Regions from separate parts of the Homo sapiens genome. Here region 1 is linked to region 2. The links are chromatin contacts, found by Hi-C in ENCODE. All regions are on one chromosome and are shown on one strand. The core of a region is the stretch at or near the end of the contact, and the rest is flanking DNA. Distances in the headings are between cores, read along the strand shown.

The links. Hi-C counts contacts between places; a loop is a spot of excess contacts on that map. Pooled maps may share reads with other maps.
Region 1: a loop to region 2 is called in a map of heart right ventricle, with 7 times the contacts of the local background. The contact joins two enhancer-like sites. A Hi-C loop is called at or near these places in 5 of 168 maps with a recorded cell type or tissue (CD8-positive, alpha-beta T cell, Right ventricle myocardium inferior, heart left ventricle and 2 more) and 7 of 50 pooled maps.

What each region holds. Positions count from the first base shown.
Region 1 is chrX:409,788-415,257 of GRCh38, reverse strand. No RefSeq gene overlaps it. Among named protein-coding and RNA genes, the nearest start is that of PPP2R3B, 26 kb to the right of the region's middle. Within about 2 kb of position 1,682, at least 5 of the 41 ENCODE cell types and tissues checked have a DNase peak (open chromatin) inside an H3K27ac peak, as active enhancers do; they include heart left ventricle and heart right ventricle, where a contact is called at or near this core.
Region 2 is chrX:368,174-373,195 of GRCh38, reverse strand. The region is part of intron 1 of PPP2R3B (protein phosphatase 2 regulatory subunit B''beta); the gene reads left to right. Among named protein-coding and RNA genes, the nearest start is that of PPP2R3B, 16 kb to the left of the region's middle. RefSeq lists a silencer at 41-223. Within about 2 kb of position 2,460, at least 6 of the 41 ENCODE cell types and tissues checked have a DNase peak (open chromatin) inside an H3K27ac peak, as active enhancers do; they include heart left ventricle and heart right ventricle, where a contact is called at or near this core.

The DNA.
Region 1 (5,470 bases), core at 433-2,932, 43 kb before region 2:
CACGCTACCTGGGGTGCTCGGACGCTTAATTGCAAAATAATTAGAGAAAATTGGTGACTGCTTTCATCTCTGTTTCATCTTTCAGGGTGAAAAGTGAAAATCTAGACGCTTCCGGTTCTATTCTAATGATGTTTCATACGCGGCCGCCAAGGCACAAAGCAAGCTGACCGTTTTGTACCATTTGGACTTGACTTTTTTCTAAATGTCATAAGGGAAACTTAATTCCTTTTAATTAAATGTCTTTAAAAGCCCGTCCCTTTAGTCTTTGAGCTCCTCTTCTCGGTCTCCTCCCGCGCTGTGGAGGGTACTTCCATTTTCAATAAATCCCTTCATTCCTTCCTTGCAAAAAATAAAAATAAAATAGGGCCAGGTGAGGTGGCTCACACCTGTCATCCCAGCACTCTGGGAGGCAGAGGAGGGTGGATCACCTGAGGTCAGGAGTTCGAGACCAGCCTGACCAACATGGTGAAACCCCGTCTCTACTAAAAACACAAAATTAGCCGAGCGTGGTGGTGCACGCCTGTAATCTCAGCACTTTGGGAGACTGAGGCAGGAGAATCACTTGAACCCGGGAGGCGGAGGTTGCAGTGAGCCGAGATCCCGCCACCGCACTCCAGCCTGGGCAACAAGAGTGAAACTCCGCCTCAAAAATATTAATAATAAAATAAATAAAAAATAGGCCGGGCGCGGTGGCTCACGCCTGTAGTCCCAGCACTTTGGGAGGCCGAGGCTGGCGGATCACCTGAGGTCAGGAGTTCAAGAACAGCCTGGCCGACACGGCGAGACCCCATCTCCACTAAAAATACAAAAATTAGCTGGGCGTGGTGTGGGCACCTGTCATCCCAGCTACTCGGGAGGCTGAGGCAGGAGAATCCGTTGAACCCGGGAGGCGGAGGTTGCAGTGAGCCGAGATCACACCATTGCACTCCAGCCTGGGTAACAAGAGCAAAACTCCATCTCAAAAATGATAATAATAATAATAAAATAAAAAATAAAAGGTGCCATTTCCCCTGCTCCTTTTATTTTTGACATGCTTTTCAGCATGACTGTGTACAGCAGTCGGCCCCTGCCCTGGAGTCCAGCTGCACCTGCTCCTGCCCCAGCCCCGGCTGACCGAGGTCTGTTTACGTCTCCCCAGTATCACCCAGCAACGGGGACCTAAACACAGCTGAGCAGCAAAGACAAGGGCCCCCGGGTGGTAAAGACGCAGGTCCTCTTTCCGCAGATGGCCCTGAAAAAGACCCTATGCCCCAAGGACCCGGGGTCGGGGGAGGTTTCTCCTCTGCTCTGCACCCCACATCCCGAGCTCTCGGGCAGCTCCGAGCTCAGCCGTGGGTCCTGGAGGAAGGAGGGAGACGCTGTGTTACGGTTCCCCGCGGGTGGGAACCAGTGCCCTTCTAATTCGGAAGGTGGCACATTCCCCAGGCCTGAAGTCATGCTGGCCTGGAGGGGGGCTGCCATCCTGTCCGGGGGGCCTGGCTCGTCTTGGAAGGGCAGGCATTGTGGAGGCTGGGACTCCCGGCTTCTCCCCAGCTTCCTTCCTCCCTGACCAGCCCATCGGAAAAGCAATTCCTCCTGTAGACCTCAGAGCTCCAGCGTCTCCGGCATCCACCCACCCCGGGCCTTTGCAAGCCACCCTGACCGCCGATGCCAAGCGGGATGTCTAAATCGGGCGCGTGCATTCCTGCCACTAAGCGTGGCCCTCGGTTAATCCCTGGCAGGGGGTGACTGTCTTGGCCGTGGAATGTGTGGACGGAATGTTGGGGCCGGGTGAGCTGTTGAAAGCTCGTCCCCGGCGCCCACCCGGACTCCGCAGCTCCATGGACACTATTTCCAGGATGGGGGAGCGGACAGGGCCCCTTTCAACCTTCGGAATTCCTGGCGGGGCCTCCCAGCTGTGCTCGCCATGCTTATTTAAATCTCGCTGATTTAAAAGAAAATCCTTTTCCATCTTCTTCTGGGTGGCTTGAGGCTGTGCCTAGGGGGGTCCATGGTCACCGGCTGTATTTTCACAAACCATTGATTTTTTTTTTTCTTTTTGAGACAGACTTTCGCTGTCACCCACGATCTCAGCTCACTGCAACGTCCGCCTCCCAGGTTCAAGCAATTCTCCTGCCTTACTCTCCCGAGTAGCTGGGATAACAGGCACACACCATCACACCTGGCTAATTTTTTTTTTTGTATTTTTTTTTTTAGTAGAGATGAGGTTTTGCCATACTGGCAAGGCTGGTCTTGAACTCCTGGGCTCAAGCAATCCACCGGCCTCGGCCTCCCAAAGTGCTGGGATTACAGGCAAGACCCACTGCACCTGGCCTCTACAAACAATTTAAAAATAAAATCAGCCGAGCATGGTGGCTCACGCTCGTAGTCCCAACCACTCAGGAGGCCGATATGAGAGCATCGCTTGAGGCCAGGAGTTTGAAACCAGCCTGGACAATATTGCAAGACCCCCATCTCTCAAAAAACAAATTTAAAATTGGCCAGGCATGGTGGCGCACACCTGTAGTCCCAGCTACTCGGGAGGCTGATGCAGGAGGATTGGTGGAGCCCAGAGGGTTGAGGCTGCAAGGAGCTGAGATCCCAACACTGCACTCCAGCCTGGGCAACAGAGCAAGACCTCAGCTGAAAAAATAAAGACAAGTTTGATACCGACAGTGACAGCTGTGCTCAAATTTGTGGGTTCCTAGCCCTGGAGCAGGGTTTCAATTTTTTTCTTTGAGACAGTCTCAAAAAACCAAAGAAACAAAAAACCTCTGAGATGGTTATATTTCAATTTCTCTGAGATACAGGGTGTATTACCTTGGAACACTATTGTTGCCAACTTGATCTCCCACCTACGGTGAACAAAACTTTGCGTTTGAATCCAAAAACAGGCTAGGCAAGTATATTGAGACATTCATAAAAGCTCTTTGAATCGGCAATGGGAGTCATTGCAACTTTATTTATTTACTTTTTTTTTGGAGACGAGGTTTTGGTCTGTTGCCCAGGCTGGAGTGCAGTGGTGCGATCACAGCTAACTGCAGCCTCGACCTCCTAGGCTCAGGCAATCCTCCTGCCTCAGCCTCCTGAGTAGCTGGGACTATAGGTGTGCACCGCCACAGCTGGCTAATTTTTAAGTTTGTTTTTTTTTTTTGAGACGGAGTCTCGCTCTGTCGCCCAGCCTGGAGTGCAGTGGTGCCATCTCAGCTCACTGCAAGCTCGGCCTCCCGGGTTCACCCCATTCTCCTGCCTCAGCCTCCTGAGTAGCTGGGACTATAGGTGTGCACCACCACAGCTGGCTAATTTTTAAGTTTTTTTTTGTTTGTTTGCTTGTTTCTTTGTTTTGAGATGGAGTCTCGCTCTGTCGCCCAGGCTGGAGTGCAGTGGCGCGATCTCGGTTCACTGCAAGCTCCGCTTCCCGGGTTCACGCCATTCTCCTGCCTCAGCCTCCCGAGTAGCTGGGACTACAGGCGCCGCCACCACGCCCGGCTAATTTTTTTTGTATTTTTAGTAGAGACGGGGTTTCACCGTGTTAGCCAGGATGGTCTTGATCTCCTGACCTCGTGATCCACCCGCCTCGGCCTCCCAAAGTGCTGGGATTACAGGTGTGAGCCACCGCGCCCGGCCCCAAATTATTTATTTATTTATTTATTTATTTATTTATTTATTTATTTAGACACAGTCTCACTCTGCCACCGAGGCTGGAGTGCAATGGTGTGATCTCGGCTCACTGCAACCTCCGCCTCCCGGGTTCAAGCAATTCTCCTGCCTCAGCCTTCCGAGTAGCTGCAATTACAGGTGCCCACCACCGTGACCAGGTGATTTTTGTATTTTTAGTAGAGATGGGGTTTCACCATGTTGGCCAGGCTGGTCTCAAACTCCTGACCTCAGGTGATCCGCCCACCTCGGCCTCTCAAAGCGCTGGGATGACAGGTGTGAGCCAACATGCCCGGCCTAAAAGTAGCCACTTTTAACACTATAACTAAAGCAAGCTGCTTTGGGGCAGACATCAACAACATTCTTTTTTTTTTTTTTTGAGTCGGAGTTTCAGTCTTTGTCACCCAGGCTGGAGTGAAATGTCGCGATCTCAGCTCATTGCCACCTCGGCCTCTTGGGTTCAAGCAATTCTCCTGCCTCAGACTCCTGAGTAGCTGGGATTACAGGCACATGCCACCATGCCCAGGTGATTTTTGTATTTTTAGTAGAGACAGGGTTTCGACACGTTAGCCAGGCTGGTCTCGAACTCCTGACCTCGGGTGATCCGCCCGCCTCAGCCTCCCAAAGTGCTGGGATTACAGGCGCATGCCACCATGCCTAGGTGATTTTTGTATTTTTAGTAGAGACAGGGTTTCGCCATGTTGGCCAGGCTGGTCTCGAACTCCTGACCTCAGGGGATGCACCCGCCTCAGCCTCCCAAAGTGCTGGGATTACAGGCGTGAGCCACCGTGCCCAGCCTAAAAGTAGCTGCTTTTACCACTATGAGTAAAGCAGTTGGGCAAGTGTGGTCAGCAGATTCCCAGACATAAAATCCAGGACCCAGGCTCTTTTCCACAGCTCACCGTGGAGCCCATCGCAATGCCTGGGATCCACCTGGCCACCAGGTCCTTGCACCCCACAGTCACGACAGCTGCCCTGGGTCCCCGGGGTCATGGAATTCTCCAGATCTGCCAGTCCGCCTGAATTGGAGTAGCTCTTCCCAGAAAACCTCTGCAAACCCCAGCCGAGGCTCAACAGCCCGGCTGCCACGGGTGCCGAGAACCAGGCGTGCCCACGGAGGTGAGAGCAGGTAGGAGACAGAGCTGATGCTTGGATAGGACCCACACGTTCCTCCCACCGAGAGGTCCGAAGGCAGCCAGGCGCGGTGGCTCCCGCCTGTCATCCCAGCACTTTGGGAGGCCGAGGCGTGTGGATCACCTGAGGTCAAGAGTTCAAGACCAGCCTGGCCAACATGGAGAAACCCCATTTCTACTAAAAATACAAAATTACCCAGGTGTGGTGGCGGGCACCTGTAATCCCGGCTACTCAGGAGGCTGAGGCAGGAGAATCGTTTGAACCCGGGAGGCGGAGGTTTCAGTGAGCCGAGATCACACCACTGCACTCCAGCCTGGGTGACAGAGCAAGACTCCATCTCAAAAAAAAAAAAAAGCCTGAAGGCTCCCACTGAGTGTCCTGCTTTCAAGTTAGCTGCACCCCAGCCTGCTGCGGTGGCTCACGCCTGTCATCCCAGCACTATGGGAGGCGAAGGCGGGTGGATCACTTGAGGTCAGGAGTTTGAGACCAGACTGGCCAACATGGTGAAACCCCATCTCTACTAAAAATACAAAAATTAGCCCGGGCATGGTGGCAGGTGACTGTCATCCCAGCTACTCAGGAGGCTGAGGCAGGAGAATCGCTTGAACCTGGAAGCCGGAGGTTGCAGTGAGCCGAGATCGTGCCACTGCACTCCAGCCTGGGCGACAGAGCGAGACTCTGCCTCAAAAAAAAATAAAAT
Region 2 (5,022 bases), core at 1,211-3,710:
TCAGCGCCTGGGAGTGTTCGCTGCAGACAGATTTTTAATTTAAATATACCTTGCATTGCTGGTAATAAACATCGGGAAACTCCTTCACCCTTCGTAAAGGCGTCGGGTGGGTGAAACTTTCCCGGCGTTATTGCAATACCCAGCATTCCTTCCCACTGGCTAACTTAAGAGTCGGTTGAGATATCACTCACATACCGGACTATTTATGCAGCGTGGTTTTATTCAGTAACTCAGTGGCTTTGAAATTTATTTATTTATATTTATTTATTTGAGACGAAGCCTCTCTGTTTCCCAGGCTGGAGTGCAGCGGCGCTATCTCGGCTCACTGCAACCTCCACCTCCTGGGTTCAAGTGATTTTCCTGCTTCAGCCTCCCGAGTAGGGCTAATTTTTGCATTTTTAGTAGGGACGGGGTTTCACCATGTTGGCCAGGCTGGTCTTGAACTCCTGACCTCAGGTGATCGCCCACCTGGGCCTTCCAAAGTGCTGGGAGTAGGGGCGTGAGCCTCCACCCCAGCTGGCTTTGAAATTTAATCTCAGTTCTCATAAGTGCTCAGGGAAGTAAAATTTGTGTCTGTACCCCGTGTATATTGTATGAGTTAGTTTTACGAGTACCATGTGATTTAAACGTGTAAGAGTCTTCCTGTGACAATCCCAGTATAATTTGAGAATTTAGGGTTTGGCTGCGGCCGAATCTGATCCGAATTTCATCCAGACAGGGTGTGCGTGGCGGGCGCCTCACACCCACGTGGCACATCAGACGCGCTTTTCAAACTCAGTTCCAGGAGTCTGGAACTAGTGGCCTAACATCAAGGTGAACCAAGGCATCCTGCTTGAAGGGGGAGGAAGACCCACTTCTTTCTGTTGATATTTTAATTGAAATTTTTTCTGTAAGATCTCACATCAACTTTTGCACTCCTTCGGAGTTTTTGACCTCTGTCTTCCAGGTTTTGACATTTTGCCTGTAAGTGGGTAAGGGCGAGGCTGGTGTCTTTAAAATCCTCTTAACCTGCGAAGAGCGAGATCAGCCTCGTGCGGGATTTGCTCTAGATGGTGGGAGGTGCTGGGCGGTGCGGGCTCGCTGGTCGCAGAGTCAATGAGGTGATTAGCTCGCACGTGGCTGGATGAGGAAGCCCTTCAGCCCTGCAGTGGGGCCCTGGCTCTTCTGTGGGGGGCTGTGGTGACGATGCACCTGTGAGGACTGTTTATTTTTAAAAAGTCAGTTTCTGGGAAATCATGAATTCCGTTTACAGAAGTTTGCTTCATTTTACAGAAAATAGGTTTCCACGTTTTTAGGGAGTGAGGACAGACGTGTGAAATGCATGTTGTCTGAGGGGTGGTGGAGGAATTACAGGCATATTTGGGGGTATTTGTGGGGGTGGTGTTGGGGGAGAAGGGGACGTTTCCTGGCTGCTTTCACTCCGCGCATGAGTGTGGGCTCTGTCTGTTGGGTCCACCCCACTTGGACACACCCTCAGGGTTGTCAGGGAGCACCCGTGTTGGAGCCACTGGACGTGTTGGGGTGCCGCACCTCCGCCTTCGGACGCTCCCGGCCGGGCAGCACGGTACTGTTTTCAGGGGTCCTCTGACGGGCACAGCCTTCCACGGCCAACGTTGGCCGCACCCACGAGCCCCTGGCGGGTGCTCCTGAGCTTGATCTTCTGACTGTGCGACGTCCCACCTGGGCTTCTGTTCCCACTAACCCCCTGGCGGGTGCTGCCTGCCCCGATGGTGAACCCAAGCTCCTCCTCCTCCCTGCCACTGCCCACTTCCCTGTCACCGGCATCCTTGACAAACCAAACTCGGGGGGTGGGGGCGTTCAGCGACCGCCGGCCTTGGGAACGGAACAGCATGCGTTCACGCCGTGGGTCCGGGGAGGCTCCCGTGTGACGATGGCGTGTTACACGTACTCTCACCGTGGGTCCGGGGAGGCTCCCGTGTGACGATGGCGTGTTACACGGCTCATGCTCTCACTGTAGGACCCAGCATGTACCTGGAGTGGGGCCGTGCAGCTGCTTGGCTGAGCTCTTCTTGCCGGAGCCACTGCCTGCGCCTCCTGCCCAGGGATTCTCGGGCCTTCTGTCCCCGGGCAACAGCAGGACAGCTCAGACCTTGTTCCCAGCCCAGGACAGCTGTGCTGCCTAGCCTGGCCCTCCCCGCCTGGGGAGTGACTCTCCCGCTCCCCACACACTGACTCAGCACACAGACGCCCCTCTTCACCTGTCCTGGTCACACAGACACTGTCCGGCGTCCCCACGGGGTCCTTCGGGTGGACGCACAGACCCTACACGGCACCACGCATGGCTGAAAGCGCCGTCCCCTACGCGGCAGCCCCGCTGTACTTGGAACTGACTTCAGCGTGGTGACAGCCTGGGCTCTGGGCGTCCCTGACGCACCTCCTGCTCTCACCGCCAGGGCACGTGCCGTTCCCCTCCCAAGGCCAGTGGTCACCAAAACCCTTGCAGCCTTTGGTTTGGCCAGGACGCTGCCCAGGATGCCACTCCCTGGGCAGTGGCAGGGAGAAGGCAGGGCTTGGGTTCCCCACCTGGCAGGGAGCTGCAGCAAGGGGGGTTAACGGGAAACAGAAGCCCGGGTGGGAACGTCCACACAGAAGACCAAGCTCAGGAGCATCCGCCAGGGGCTTGTGGACGCAGGGAGGGTGCCGGATCCTCCCCTCGCTGTGTTGCGCGGCATCCACCGTCACCCCTTGGCTGGTGGACAGAATGATCCCCACGTCCCCCAGCCCAGCCTTCCGAGCTCTGTGGAGACTCACGCCTCGCTGCAGCCGTGGCTGCAGGCGCCAGTGCCTGGGCTGCAGGTGTGGGTGCAGGCCCCAGCCGACGTCTCTCAGCGTCCGTTGAGGCCCGGTTGCTCGGCTGCAGTCATGTGTCTGAGTGAATGTTAGCCCACGTGAGCTCTGGCCTACTCAGACACCTGCACCTGCTGCGTTTCTGTGTTGACCCCTCCACACCAGTTCTCCCTCTTTGCTAGAGAGGGGATTTTTAAACCCACACGTGGGGCCTCTCATCTCCGTGTTCGGCTCCTCTGTGTAAACACCGACCTTTTTGACTCCTGTGTTTAGCCGTCCAGCGTGCGGTTTGCAGGTGTAGCTGGCAGCCCTCTACCAGCCCTCTCAGAGGGTCCCTGGGAGTCAAGTGCTGGGCCGAGAAGAATGCTCAGAGCTTGCAGCAGGCCCTGCCTTCCAGGGGGTGGCCGTCATCTGGGTGGGCGAGGGGCTCAGCTGGAATCCATGAGTGTGCGTCCCGGCCAAACCCCCCGTCCCTGATTCCATACCACAGCCTCCCGTGCTTCCGCCTCCCGCTGCAGAGTGGGGGCCGCTGCAGAGCGGGGGCTCCTGGGGGCACGGCTGTGCGTTGCAGCCCGTACTGAGCGTCCCTTCCGCCGGCCCCCTGCTGCTCCGGCACCTCCTCTGTGGCTTTGATCGTGGTGTCCGGTCCTGCTGCCGTGGGGGCGAGGGTCATTTCTGCTGGTCACCGCGCCCTGCCTGCTGTGCGCACCCTCTGCACATGCGGGGGTCTGCCCGAGGCTGGTGTCGCGAGAGGATGTGTCACGGTGCACGTGGCCTGTGTTCTCGGGGTACACTCACCTGCACCCATCAAGCGCACGCACTTCTACGCAAAAACAGGCAGCCTCAGTGTTAGGCTCAGCCTTTGTTTTTGGTCGTATATGGACGTGTTTTGCAAAACTGTGGGTGTACTCTGGAAGGGCGACACATGTATCTGTGACTTCTGGAATTGTGATGAGTCAGGGAGCTGCCTTCTCAGTGCCCTCAACAGAAATAGCTTGTTGGGAGTCAGGGTGTCGCCTTTATCAGTGCGCTTTGGGTGACGGGCTCTTTACGAAGTTCTTTTTAAAGTACACGTACTGAGGAGGATTTAAAGTGGATGACCTGGCCGCCACAGGCCCCTCTGGTTTGTCTGAACTTTTTAATGAACAGGCGGCTGGCTTTAGAATTCTTCTTCCACATACATGCAGCTGTTTTTGCTCCTTCTGTGTTTACCGTAGATGCCTGGCCTCACCGGCTACGTTTGGGGCAGGGCAGCAGTCCCTGTGATTCCTTCAGAACCCCCTGAGACCTGCAGCTCAGCCCGAGAGGTGGCCAGTTCCCAAGTGAGCTGTGTGTGTTGAAAAGAATGTGTGCTCTGCAGCTGTGCTGGGGCCGAGTCTATTTCTGTCCATGAGATTAAGCTTGTAAATCTTCTGTGCCCGCATGGGGTGGTTGTGTTGTTTGTTCCATCTCTCGTCTATTAGTGCCCATGGTGGGTGGTCCCGGCTTTCCCCCCGTCGGTGCCCAGGGTGGGTGGTCCTGGCCTTCCCCCGGTCGGTGCCCAAGGTGGGTGGTCCCGGCCTTCCCCCCGTCAGTGCCCGGGGTGGGTGGTCCCGGCCTTCCCCGTGTCGGTGCCCAAGGTGGGTGGTCCCGGCCTTCCCCCCGTCGGTGCCCAAGGTGGGTGGTCCCGGCCTTCCCCCCGTCGGTGCCCAGGGTGGGTGGTCCCGGCCTTCCCCCGGTCGGTGCCCAGGGTGGGTGGTCCCGGCCTTCCCCCCGTCGGTGCCCAGGGTGGGTGGTCCCGGCCTTCCCCCGGTCGGTGCCCGGGGTGGGTGGTCCCGGCCTTCCCCCCGTCGGTGCCCGGGGTGGGTGGTCCCGTCCTTCCCCCCGTCGGTGCCCAAGGTGGGTGGTCCCGGCCTTCCCCCCGTCGGTGCCCGGGGTGGGTGGTCCCGGCCTTCCCCCCCGTCAGTGCCCGGGGTGGGTGGTCCCGGCCTTCCCCGTGTCGGTGCCCAAGGTGGGTGGTCCCGGCCTTCCCCCCGTCGGTGCCCGGGGTGGGTGGTCCCGGCCTTCCCCGTGTCGGTGCCCAAGGTGGGTGGTCCCGGCCTTCCCCCCGTCGGTGCCCAAGGTGGGTGGTCCCGGCCTTCCCCGTGTCTGTGCCCGGGGTGGGTGGTCCCGGCCTTCCCCCCGTCAGTGCCCGGGGTGGGTGATCCCGGCCTTCCCCCCGTCAGTGCCCAAGGT